Linked DNA regions of Homo sapiens: region 2 is linked to region 1. Evidence: read pairs that join two places in POLR2A ChIA-PET (ENCODE). Cell type or tissue: MCF 10A. All regions are shown on one strand. Each heading gives the region's core, and the rest is flanking DNA. Links, peaks and the distances in the headings are about the cores only.

Region 1 (5,379 bases), core at 326-5,325:
TACTGAATGCTTACTCTGTACCAAGTATTTTAGTCATGGAGGATACATCAGTGAACAGAAATAGCTTATGTTTTTGTGGGTAAAGACAGGTACTAAAGAAATCAACTAGTAAGTACTTTGTATGCTGTTACGGGTTGAATGGGTCCTCCAAAAATGATGTGTTAAAGTCCAACCCCCAGGATCTCAGAATGTAAACTTATTTGGAAATAAGATCATTGCAGATGTAAATAGTTACATTAAATTGGTCATAATAGAGTAGAATAGGCTTTTACTTCAATATGGCTGGTGTTCTTATAAGAAGAGAGAGACACAGGGGGAAGATGGCCATGTGAAGATGGAGGCAGAGACTGGAGTGATACATCCACAAGCTATGGAATGCCAAGGTTTGCCAGCCATTTATAAGAAGCTAGGAGACAGGCGTGGAACACATTCTCCCTCTGAACCCTCAGAAGGAACCAACACTGCCGACATTTTGATTCCGGACTTCTGACCTCCAGAACAAGGTGAGAATAAATTTCTGTTGTTTGAGGCCACCCAGTTTGTGGTACTTGGTTATGGCAGCCCTAGGAAATGAATATACATGCCACACAGAAAAAGCAAGATGCAGAAAAATTAAAATAGGTAAGATTGCAGGGAAAGGAGTATTGGGTAGAGAGACTGCTCTTTATAAAGACTATGTAGAGAGTTTCACAGGTAAGATGGAATTTGAACAGGAACCTTAAGCAAGGAGGGAACAAGATAGGCAGGCATCTGGGGACAGAACCTATCAGGTCAGGACACAGCAAAGCAAAGTTCCAAAGGGAGAGGAAGCTGGACACCTGTGTGGCCGGAGCAGAGTGGATAAGGGCCAGAGGGGTGTGGGATAGAGGCAGCAGTGGGAGATAGAGACACTTACTGGCAGTGACATTGCAATGCCTTTGAGGGTTTGAGCAGATCCATAACATTATCTGGTTACTTTGTTGAGTATAAACTGTCATGGGACCAGGATGGAATCCAGGCAAAGACCCCTCAGGGGGCTCCTGAAATCATCCAACCGAGAGATGAAGATGGCTTGGGCCAGTGCGGCTGCAGGGAAGGTGAGGTGAGATGGGAATGGTATCTGATTCTGGAACTACTCAAAAGGTGAGACTAGCAGGTTTTGTGAAGGACTGGATGTGTGATGTAAGAGAAAAGAGTCAGAGAAGACCTCAGATGAGGTTTGAGGCCTGGAGGTTTGAGGTCAAGGATGAAGTTGCCATTTGCTGAGAAGGGGAACGTGGAGTGCAGGTTCATTAGAAGTTTAGCTTAAGACACAGTAAGTTTAGTATGTCATTAATCATCTCAGTGGAGATGTCAAATAGGCAGTATTCCGGGGAAAGTTGAGGCTGGAGATAGAATCTGGGAGTTCTTGGGGATGGGTGGACAGTATTTGAAGCCATGGTGCTTGATGGGCACTCCTGGCAAGTGAACGCAGATGGAGAAGGACTAGGAGAGGTCTGAGGCCTCAGGACTGAGTTCTGGGGCACCTCCTGCTATTAGAGACTGAGAAGAGATGAAGAGGTTCTACAAAAGAGACTTAGAAGATTCTAAGGAGGAGAACCAAGAAAGAAATGTTCCAGCAGCCAAGAAGAAAATGTTTCAAGAAGGGAATGGGAAAATATTACACAGCCATTAAAAATAATGTATTTGATACAACATAGTGACTATAATTAATAATAATGCATTATATAACTGAAAGTTGCTAAGAGAGTACATTTCAAGTGTTTTCACCACACAAAAATAATAAGTATGTGAGGTGATAGATATGCTAATTTGATTTAATTATTCCATAATATATATCTATCTAAACATCATGTTATATACTATATATATATAATTTTTGTTTGCAATTTAAAAAATTAATAATACATTTGAATCTTAATATTACAAAAATAGGATGATATAATCTCCAGTGGAAAAAAAAATTAGGACTCCAAACTGTATGCAGCAAAATCTTAATTTTGTTTAAGAAACATATGTAGGCATAGAAAAGAAAAACCTGAAGAAGTATAGGAAAGTAAATAGTTATTTCTGAATTTTTACTTTAGGAGGGCATTTGTTTTCTACTTTTATAGCAGTTTCTAAGCTCTTTACTATGAGCTTACTTCCCAATAAATATGTACATAAAAATTTTAAAAATCATAATAGCAAAGACTTTTAGATTCAGTGTTTTAAAAGCAAAAATATGTAACACTTGCAAAGTCTTTTAAGCAAGACAGTAGGAACTGTTGAAACGTCATGTAGTTAAGTTTTTTTGGTTGTCATAATTTTGCTGTCTTCCCCTCCAAAAAAGGAAGCAGAGAAGTATTAAAAATTTCTTTTTTTTTTTCACTTGTGTTATAATGATCTCTCTTCGGAAAGAAGCAGCATAATTAAAATAATGTAATATTTTTCATTTAAATAAGTATTTCTAAAGAAATGTAAAAGCTGGGTTTCCATTTCATTGTTAAGGATCAAGGAGACCTTGGACAGGTCACATAATAGGTCTGGGTCCTGGTTTCCTCATGTATTCAATGAGATCAACGGATGCTCCATGGCTCACAGTGTGGTTGTGAGACTCTCAGACTACATTAAATTAGAGACAGTGCAGTTGTGAGACTGAAGAGAGACCTCAGGGATGACTCTTCCTCCAGCATCCTCCAGATTCTGGCTTTGTTGCCAGCAGCCAACACTGGCAGCGAAAGATGGCTTAAACCAGTTGGCTTGCTTTGAATGCCCATAATTGGCCACACTACCTCTGCAGATGGTCCCTGAGGGCACAGCTCCTGCTTGGCAGAAGAGTCAGTGGTTTTCAACCAGGCCCCGGAAGTGTAGGTTTAATTTCTGAAGCTAGCAGTAAGATGGGAGCCACGTTGCCCTGTGATTAGCCTGATGGAGACAGCAGTCCACCTGAGCTCCGCCCACCCTGAGGCCCTGCCTGGGCATGTGCTGGAAGTTCCTTTAAACAGATTCAAATAACAACAGTTTATGTGTCTAGATACCAAAAGCATATGAGGGCAGTCTGGACTCAGCAGGCTGCACATTTCTCCAAACAAATAATTTATCACTGATTCTTTTAGCAATAAAACAGGGGAGGGAGAGAAGTTCAATAATAGAAGTAACAGGTGCAATTATAAAAGTTCCAATCATACTCTTTTGTTATGAAGTTAATTCCTCAATAAAACATGCATACAACTCAAGAACAACACACAGAGCTAATTTCTACTCTAGGAATTTGGAATAAAGTTAGATTCCTGTCCCATAGACTAGAAGCTGGTTGTTTTCCATCCAAGAGCAAGGTAATAAGCAGAAAGAGAAAACTCTTTTCATTCTCTTAAATAGCAGGTATGCTCAGGAGACATTCTCACTACCAGGGAAAAGAGAATGGGATTTGGAATCTGTAACATGATCAGCCACTTGCATACCTGGATGAGTTCATTAGCCATTCTGAGACCCCAGCCACTTTCTATTTTGGTATAGATTGGGCTAATCATATCCACTCTCAAGGTGGAGTTGGGAGGATGAAATGCTGAAAGCACAGCTGGCTTTTTTGGCTAACATTTATTGTGGGCCTACTTTGTTTCAGCAGAGCTGGGCTTTGGGTGACCCCACTGTCCACATGCCTTCCAAAACCGCACGTTACCTCTCCCAACACTGTTCAATAACCATCAGGCTGTCTCCTCCCCACAATGTGCCCACTCTGCACTTTGGGCAGCCACAATCTCCAACTTCAATTTGTGCATCTTCAATTCTGTAAAAGTAGTGACAATCTACTGCTGCTTCCCTCATGATACCTTTCCACAGTAATCTTCCTCCCTCTCTCTCTCTCAGTCAACTCTTGCCATCCCCTTACCTAATGGCATTTTCCAGCTCTCAGGAATTCTGAATCAATCTGCAATTTCTTTTCCTAGAATCCTTCCCCCCAAGAGTCCTGATCACATGTGAAACAAGTTTGGCCATTGTGCAAATTAGTTCTGTGGCCAAGTTCCTAATGCAAAGTCTAGCAGAAGCCAAGGGTGGGACTGGGAAAATGAAGTCAGTGTGACAGCCCCATGGTGAGTGGAAGGGTTGGAAGGCTTTGTGATCCAAAGGAAAAAAAAACACTAGACCAGGAGTCTCAGCCTCTCTCCCAGATCTACCCCTGAGTCCTGTGACCACTATAACACTTTTAATATCTATGGGCTTCCATTTCTTCACCTGTGAGATCAGGAGGTTGGGATCAAATCAGACATAGTAAATAGGTGGTACTGGTGCCATCATTCACTCATTCACTTACCTCCTCCCACTCCACGCACACACACATCCATGGCACATATCATTAACCAATCAGTACCTTTTTTCCTGCAGAACCCAGACTAGCCCCAGCACTCCAGGCAATCACCACCAAACAATGAGAGTTGGCACAGGATACAAGACTTCTGTCCTTCTATGACATGGATTTCTTCAGCATCCAGGTTTGCAGACTAATGAGCATCACCTTAAAGTAGGGCAGTGTAACTTCCTGGAAATCAACAATATGTACCGTCTAATGCCTCTTTACGCTGCAGCTCTGGGCAGACTGTAGAATGGCCAGGCTAGCCTGCCATGTGGGGAAACCAATCCTGAGTATAACCCACAGCTCCTTGTCCATGCAATGGGAGATGGTCCTTTAATGCCCAGCACAGATTTTTTATTGGAATTTCCAAAGAGCATATCCCATGAGCCTCGTTTCACCACAGATAATCAGACTAATTCCTCAGACTCCACAGTGCCAAGTCTTTCCTTACTTGCTAGCTTCAGTGTCTGCTTTGGCCTCCTGCCCTGCTTATGAAGCTCTGGCCCTCTCCACTGTAGATTCCACAGCCCATGACCTTGACTCAACTCTGTATCTGACTCCAGCCACCCCGGGCTGACTTGCTGCCCCTTTCTCCTGCCAGCCAGGGCCCAGCAGCCCCAGAATTGCCTGCCCTCTGTTGCCCCATCTGCCCCTGGCCACCCATCTCCAACACTGAATCTCCCCAGATGTGTCTGATGTCTCAGCACTTTCCCTACTAGCAGCGAGTGGCACTCAGCATTGGGCACTCCTCTGGCCCTGAGGGGACTGACTGTGGAACAGTGGGATCCTTGCTACCCCATGGCTTTCAATAGCTTCAGGAGCTCCCTTTTCTTGCCTGAATTTCTCTGCCTGGTTTCTAAGGTCCTGCGCAATCTAGCCTACCTTTCCCAGTTCCCATCATCCCTCTACACTAGCTACCTTGCTCTTCCCGGTGCAGCACCAGCTCCCAAGCCCACTCCCACCTGAGGCCTCTGGACATCATTTTCCTCTTGCCGGCAACTTCCTCTCCTCTTTCTCAAGGTCCCCACAACTAACAATTCTTCACAATTCAGCTTACGTCCCATCTC
Region 2 (5,379 bases), core at 96-5,095, 120 kb before region 1:
TTTTTTAGATTCCATATATCACTGTGAACATGCAGTATTTATCTTTTGATGCCTAGCTTATTTTACTTAATGTCCTCCAGGGTCATCCATGTTTCTGCAAAGAACAGAATTTCATCCTTTTTCTGGCTCAGTAGTACTCCATTGTGTATATATGCCACATTTTCTTTATCCATTTTCCATTGATGGACACTTAAGTTGATTCTGTATCTTGGCTATTGTGAGTAGTGCTGCATAAATGCGGGAGTGGAGATCTCTCTTCAATATACTGATTTCAGTTTTGGAGCATTGCTGGATATGAACAGACACTTCTCAGAAGAAGACATTTATGCAGCCAACAAACAAATGAAAAAAAAGTTCATCATCACTGGTCATTAGAGAAATGCCCATCAATGATAGACTGGATAAAGAAAATGTGGCATATATACACCATGGAATACTATGCAGCTGTAAAAAAAGGATGAGTTCATGTCCTTTGCAGGGACATGGATGAAGCTAGAAACCATCATTCTCAGCAAACTAACACAAGAACAGAAAACCAAACACCATATGTTCTCACTCATAATTGGGAGTTGAACAACGAGAACACATGGACACAGGGAGGGGAACATCACACACTGGGGCCTGTCAGGGGGCGAGGGGCTAGGGGAGGGATGGCATTATGAGAAATACCTAATGTAGGTGATGGGTTGATAAGGGCAACAAACCACCATGGCACATGTATACCTATGTAACAATGTTGCAAGTTCTGCAGAATGTATCCCAGAACTTAAAGTATAATAAAAAAAATTTAAAAGAAAAAAAGAGAAAAAGAAATATTCCCACAGGATGATGATTCAGCCAGAAACAAACACCCACCCAGAGCCCCCTCAAGCCCAGTGCTTCCTAAGACTTTATCCGCGTCTGGATGCAAGGAACTGCTCCTCTCCTTTGATCCTGCAGGCTTCACCCACCCACTGCCTGAAAATAACAGGGAGATCAGGCACAGGTCCAAGACCTTCTCCTAAATTTTAATCCTTAATCTTACCCCTGAAGACTAGGCCTCTGCTGACCTTGAACTTCACCTTCCCCCATCTTTGCATCTATCTGGCTTTTAGAGGGAGGCCTGCCCTCGGCAATGGAGAGTTCCAATTCCCTTACCTCTCCCTTTACTGCCTCCTCCCCATACCAGAATTCTATGCTGTCTCCTCTCATTCCCAGACGTTTGCTTTGCCTCCAAATTTCCTAAATTCTATGACTATTAACCCTGAGTTTGAAGCTGTTCTCTGCCCAGTGTTCTCCTGCTCTTGGACCCTAGCCCAGGTCACCTGACTCTACCAAAAGAAGTTAAGCGACTCACCCAAGATCACACAGACTGATGATGGCAAAACTCAGAGCTAAAAATGCTGCTTCAGTGTCCGGGACAGGTTAACACTGACAACTATATATTTGAGGAAATAAAAACTGCCCGACAAATGCAAGAATTTACAAAACCCATAAATACAGTATCCAAGGTCAAGAAGTTTATAGGCTTTAAAAACTCAGCTCAAGATATCACCACAATGACAAGAGCAGTCAGGAATAATGATTGAAAGATCCATAATGGTGCCTTAAGAAAATCACTTCCTTGGGAACTGCTAGAAGGAGCTAGAACAGTATTGCTCAAACTGTGTTCTATGGAAAATTAAATTCTTGGGATGTGAATTAGTATGCCTTGACAAAATAGTTTCATAATCAGGTTAGCTTAGGAGGCATACTCTATATCCCCCTTGGGATTCCCGGTGCATTTAAGTATATTTAATGTCCTAAGAAGTCCTATAGTAAAGAAACTGTTACACTTGATTTAACCTCATCTTTTCTAAATTTACTTGACTACTGCTCACTGGCTCGCTCTCACTCTCTCTCTCTCTCTCAACAGACTACCTATTTGTCCTGAGAACACAGTTTGGGAAATTCTGAACCAGGTTTATTTAACAGGTTTTTAAAACTCCTGATTCTTTACATTTAATTATTCGCTAGAATGAACCAAACTACTGTCTTTGCTCAATTCATGGGATGATCATAAATCCTGTGCCATTAGATCCTCTGACATATGCTCTTCATTGAAATGCATCCTCATTCAGTGCATTCATTTTTTTTTTTAATTATAGGACCTAACAAAGGGAATGGAGAGTAATCACATCATTCCAAGACCCTTCCTTTGCAGTCCTGTAGTCACAGCTCCAAAGACTCTGGGTTTTGGAGTAAGAGCTGTAACTGCTCAAGAAGAATTCGTGAACAAAAGCACATCTTTCTGAGGAGGCAGAATATCACAGGCCTATGACACCAGACTGCTGGAAGAGGCACTAGAGGTTGACAATAGATTCCAACATCTCATAAACCAGGAAGCAGCCTCAGGAAGGTTGGCAGCTGCCAAACCCATAGGCTAAGCAGTGGTGGGACTGTGATTCAAACTCAGATATTTTGGTTCATCTGCCAGGAAATTTTTCCTGTCCTGGAATTATCTGCTCTTCTCAGGAGGGAAGAGCTCAGTCCTCTTCATCCTGAAACCCATCATAGGAAAGGCAAGAAGGAAATGCACCAAAATGTTAACTGTGGTTGACACTGAAGTGGTAATTTGGTCTTTGTTCTATTTTTTCTGCATTGACCAAAATGTTTACAAAGGACATACATTGCTTTTATGCCAGAGCAAAGTTATGTTTAAAAACATTTTAAAAGCCAGAAGGTAAAGTACATACCCTGGAAAGCATTGTGTACGTGGCTCCGCTCCTAGTTGTTGACCAAAATAAGCAGAGCTAATGAAATGCCATGGCATTTCCCTGTGCCAAGGGAGGCATTAGGCTGTTCTCAATGAATGACTCACGGAGGCAGCGTATAGAGGCCTCCCTGCTGGCTGCTGGCGGGGCATCGGCTCTCTCTGGTAGGCATTGTGCTGCTGTGGCTTCACCCACTGACTGGCACGGAGCAGAGCCCTGCTTCATCGCCTTTGGTAATTTCCTCTTAAAGCATGTGTCTCCAGTGGGCTTTGAATGGCTCCTCTGTGATTTCTAAACTCAACCTAACTGAGTATACAATTTTAATTGGAAAAAAATGGCTTGACGTTGCCTTTCTGTATTTATACACCAGCCTCCCACCTAGCAAAAACTAACTGTGTCTAAAAACAAGCCTAACTGTGTCTAAAAGCAATACTTTTAGTATTTTAATGCCTGTTTTGGAGTCTGAGCAGGTTGTACCTTGTTTACATATAAGGGGTGAGTGTGTCTGTGTGTGTGCACACATATGCGTGTATGTATGTGTGCATGCATGTGTGAGACAAAGCTAATCACTTAGGTCCTTCAATTCTAAAGAGAATAATTTGATAATCCCCTCAATCAAATAGCATGCAGTCAGTCACTTCCAAAATATCTATTTACTAAAGTTTTCCAAAAACTGTATATCCACTGTACCTTAAAGTACTCTGAATCTTGGACTATTATCATTCTTCTTAAAAGTAGCGGCTGAGGGTGTCTTCATGTCCACCATTTCCATCAATATCTCCTCATTTCTCAGTCTTCTCCGCCTGACATTAACCACAGCTCTTTGCTTCACAGCTTCCCATTTCAGGCTGTTCTTGCTCCTTCCCCTACCTCACCCTAACCTGTCCTCCCTCCCACAGTCCCAGAGTATGTTGGATCCTCCCTGCCAGCCCCCGACTCAAAGCCAACATCCTCCTCTCTGGTTTTGAATCCATCTCTTATCATTTTATCTCCCCAGGGTCCCTGATGCATTAATCACCTCTCTTGGGCACCACATCTTTAATTCTCTATTTTTTTTTTTACCAGCTTTTCCTGTCAGTTTATAAGCTTGTTCAGTTCTCACTCATCTTAAATTACTGCCCCTTAACTTTACATGGTCATCAGGTTCTTGCTTTATCTCTCTTGTTCCCTTTTCCTCAAGCTTCTCAGATGATTAGACTGAACTCACTGTCTCCATTTTCTCAAGTCACATTCCGTTCTCCCTGGAAGCAACCTGGCTCCCACAATCAAACCACTGAGAGGGTTTCTGCAAAGATTACCGATGATGAGACATCGTCTTCTCTCCTCAAAGTACTGGACATCTTCCTTGCCGTTGACCCTAATGACTGCTCATGCTTTGAGACACTCTACTCGTATGCCTTCTAACACCCTGTCTTCAGCCTTTCCTTCTTACACTCTGACTGTTCCATCTCAGCCTGTTCCACTGGCCCTTCTTTCTAGATATGCTCCTTAAACATGGAAGTTTCCAATGTTTCATTCTGCAGCATTTAATTCTTGATTCACTTCTCTTTTTATGCTACTCCTTGGGTGACTTAACCCACTTCTGTTTATGCTGGTGGCTCCCAAATATACTCTATCCAAGTCAAAGTCCTCCTGTTCTTGAGCTATAGACTCATTCCAAGTGCCTTCTTGATATCCTAACTTAGTTGCCCACTGGCACCTCAGTCAATATGCTCCAAATCAAACTTATTATCTCCTCAACATCCCAAACTTACAGCTTCTTCTACTATTCCTCATGTTAGTTTGAAAACCATCACTAGAGTGACCAACCATTCCCATTTTCCCAGGACTGAAGGGCTTCTGAGGATGTGGGACTCTCAATCTTAAAACTGTCACAATCCAGGCAAATGGAGATGGTCTCTCTAGCCACCATCCACTCATCATTGGGCCTAGAACCTTAGTCACCTTTGACTCGGCCCCCTTCATCCTCTTCTTCCATCTGCCTGTCCAGCTAATTTAATTTCCTAAATAGTTATTAAATTCCCATTTTTCTTTCCAACCCTCGCTCATGCTCTGATCATCTCTTGCCAGTTTTGCTACCCTAGCCTGCTGAGTATTCTCTCTACTGTCAGTTTTCATCCCTTTTCAATGTATGCTGTATTCAACTGCTGAAAGAATAGTTTTAAAACACCAATCTCACCCCATCTCTGCCCTGCTTAAAGCATTCCATGGGCATCCCATTGCTTGGGATAAAGCCCAAACAAGTTGATATGTCAAAGTCCTCCACGGGTGTCTTAATCTGTTTTGCATTGCTATAAAGGGATACCCAAAGCTGGGCAGTTTATAAAGAAAAGAGATTTATTTAACTCACCATTCTGCAGGTTGTACGGGAAAAATGGCACAAGCATCTGCTTCTGGTTAAGACCTCAGGAAGATCCCAGTCATGGCAAAAGGAAAAGTGGAGCTGGCATCACATGGCAAGAGAGGAAGTGGGGGAGGTGCCAAGCTCTTTTAAACAATTAGCTCTTGTGCGAACTAAATAGAGTGAGAGACCAAGTGTGATGGCTCACGCCTGTAACTCCAGCACTTTGGGAGGCTGAGGTGGGCAGATCACTTGAGGTCAGGAGTTAAAGACCAGCCTGGCCAACATGGCAAAATCCTGTGTCTA

Evidence for each region. Peaks named below come from ENCODE experiments on the same cell type or tissue, not always from the same donor. Only the 100,000 strongest peaks of a DNase experiment are listed, where the experiment ranks them.
Region 2: POLR2A ChIA-PET joins it to region 1 with 5 read pairs; 2 of 35 experiments call an interaction of 5 or more read pairs at or near these places.

Annotation. Positions count from the first base shown.
Region 1 is chr14:51,335,155-51,340,533 of GRCh38, reverse strand. All of the region lies in intron 1 of LINC00640 (long intergenic non-protein coding RNA 640), which reads right to left. It overlaps LOC124900595 (a long non-coding RNA gene), which reads left to right and starts at 422. Exons shown (of 3, transcript XR_943854.3): 1 at 422-503; 2 at 4,345-4,451. It overlaps LOC105370495 (a long non-coding RNA gene), which reads left to right. Exons shown (of 3, transcript XR_007064165.1): 3 at 299-417. In MCF 10A, for the core only: no CTCF peak of the experiment used is centred there; a DNase peak (open chromatin) is centred at 2,833.
Region 2 is chr14:51,451,563-51,456,941 of GRCh38, reverse strand. It overlaps FRMD6-AS2 (FRMD6 antisense RNA 2), which reads left to right. Exons shown (of 3, transcript NR_051990.1): 3 at 2,127-2,430. It also overlaps a transcript of FRMD6 not described here. Among named protein-coding and RNA genes, the nearest start is that of LINC02310, 57 kb to the right of the region's middle. In MCF 10A, for the core only: no CTCF peak of the experiment used is centred there; a DNase peak (open chromatin) is centred at 2,831.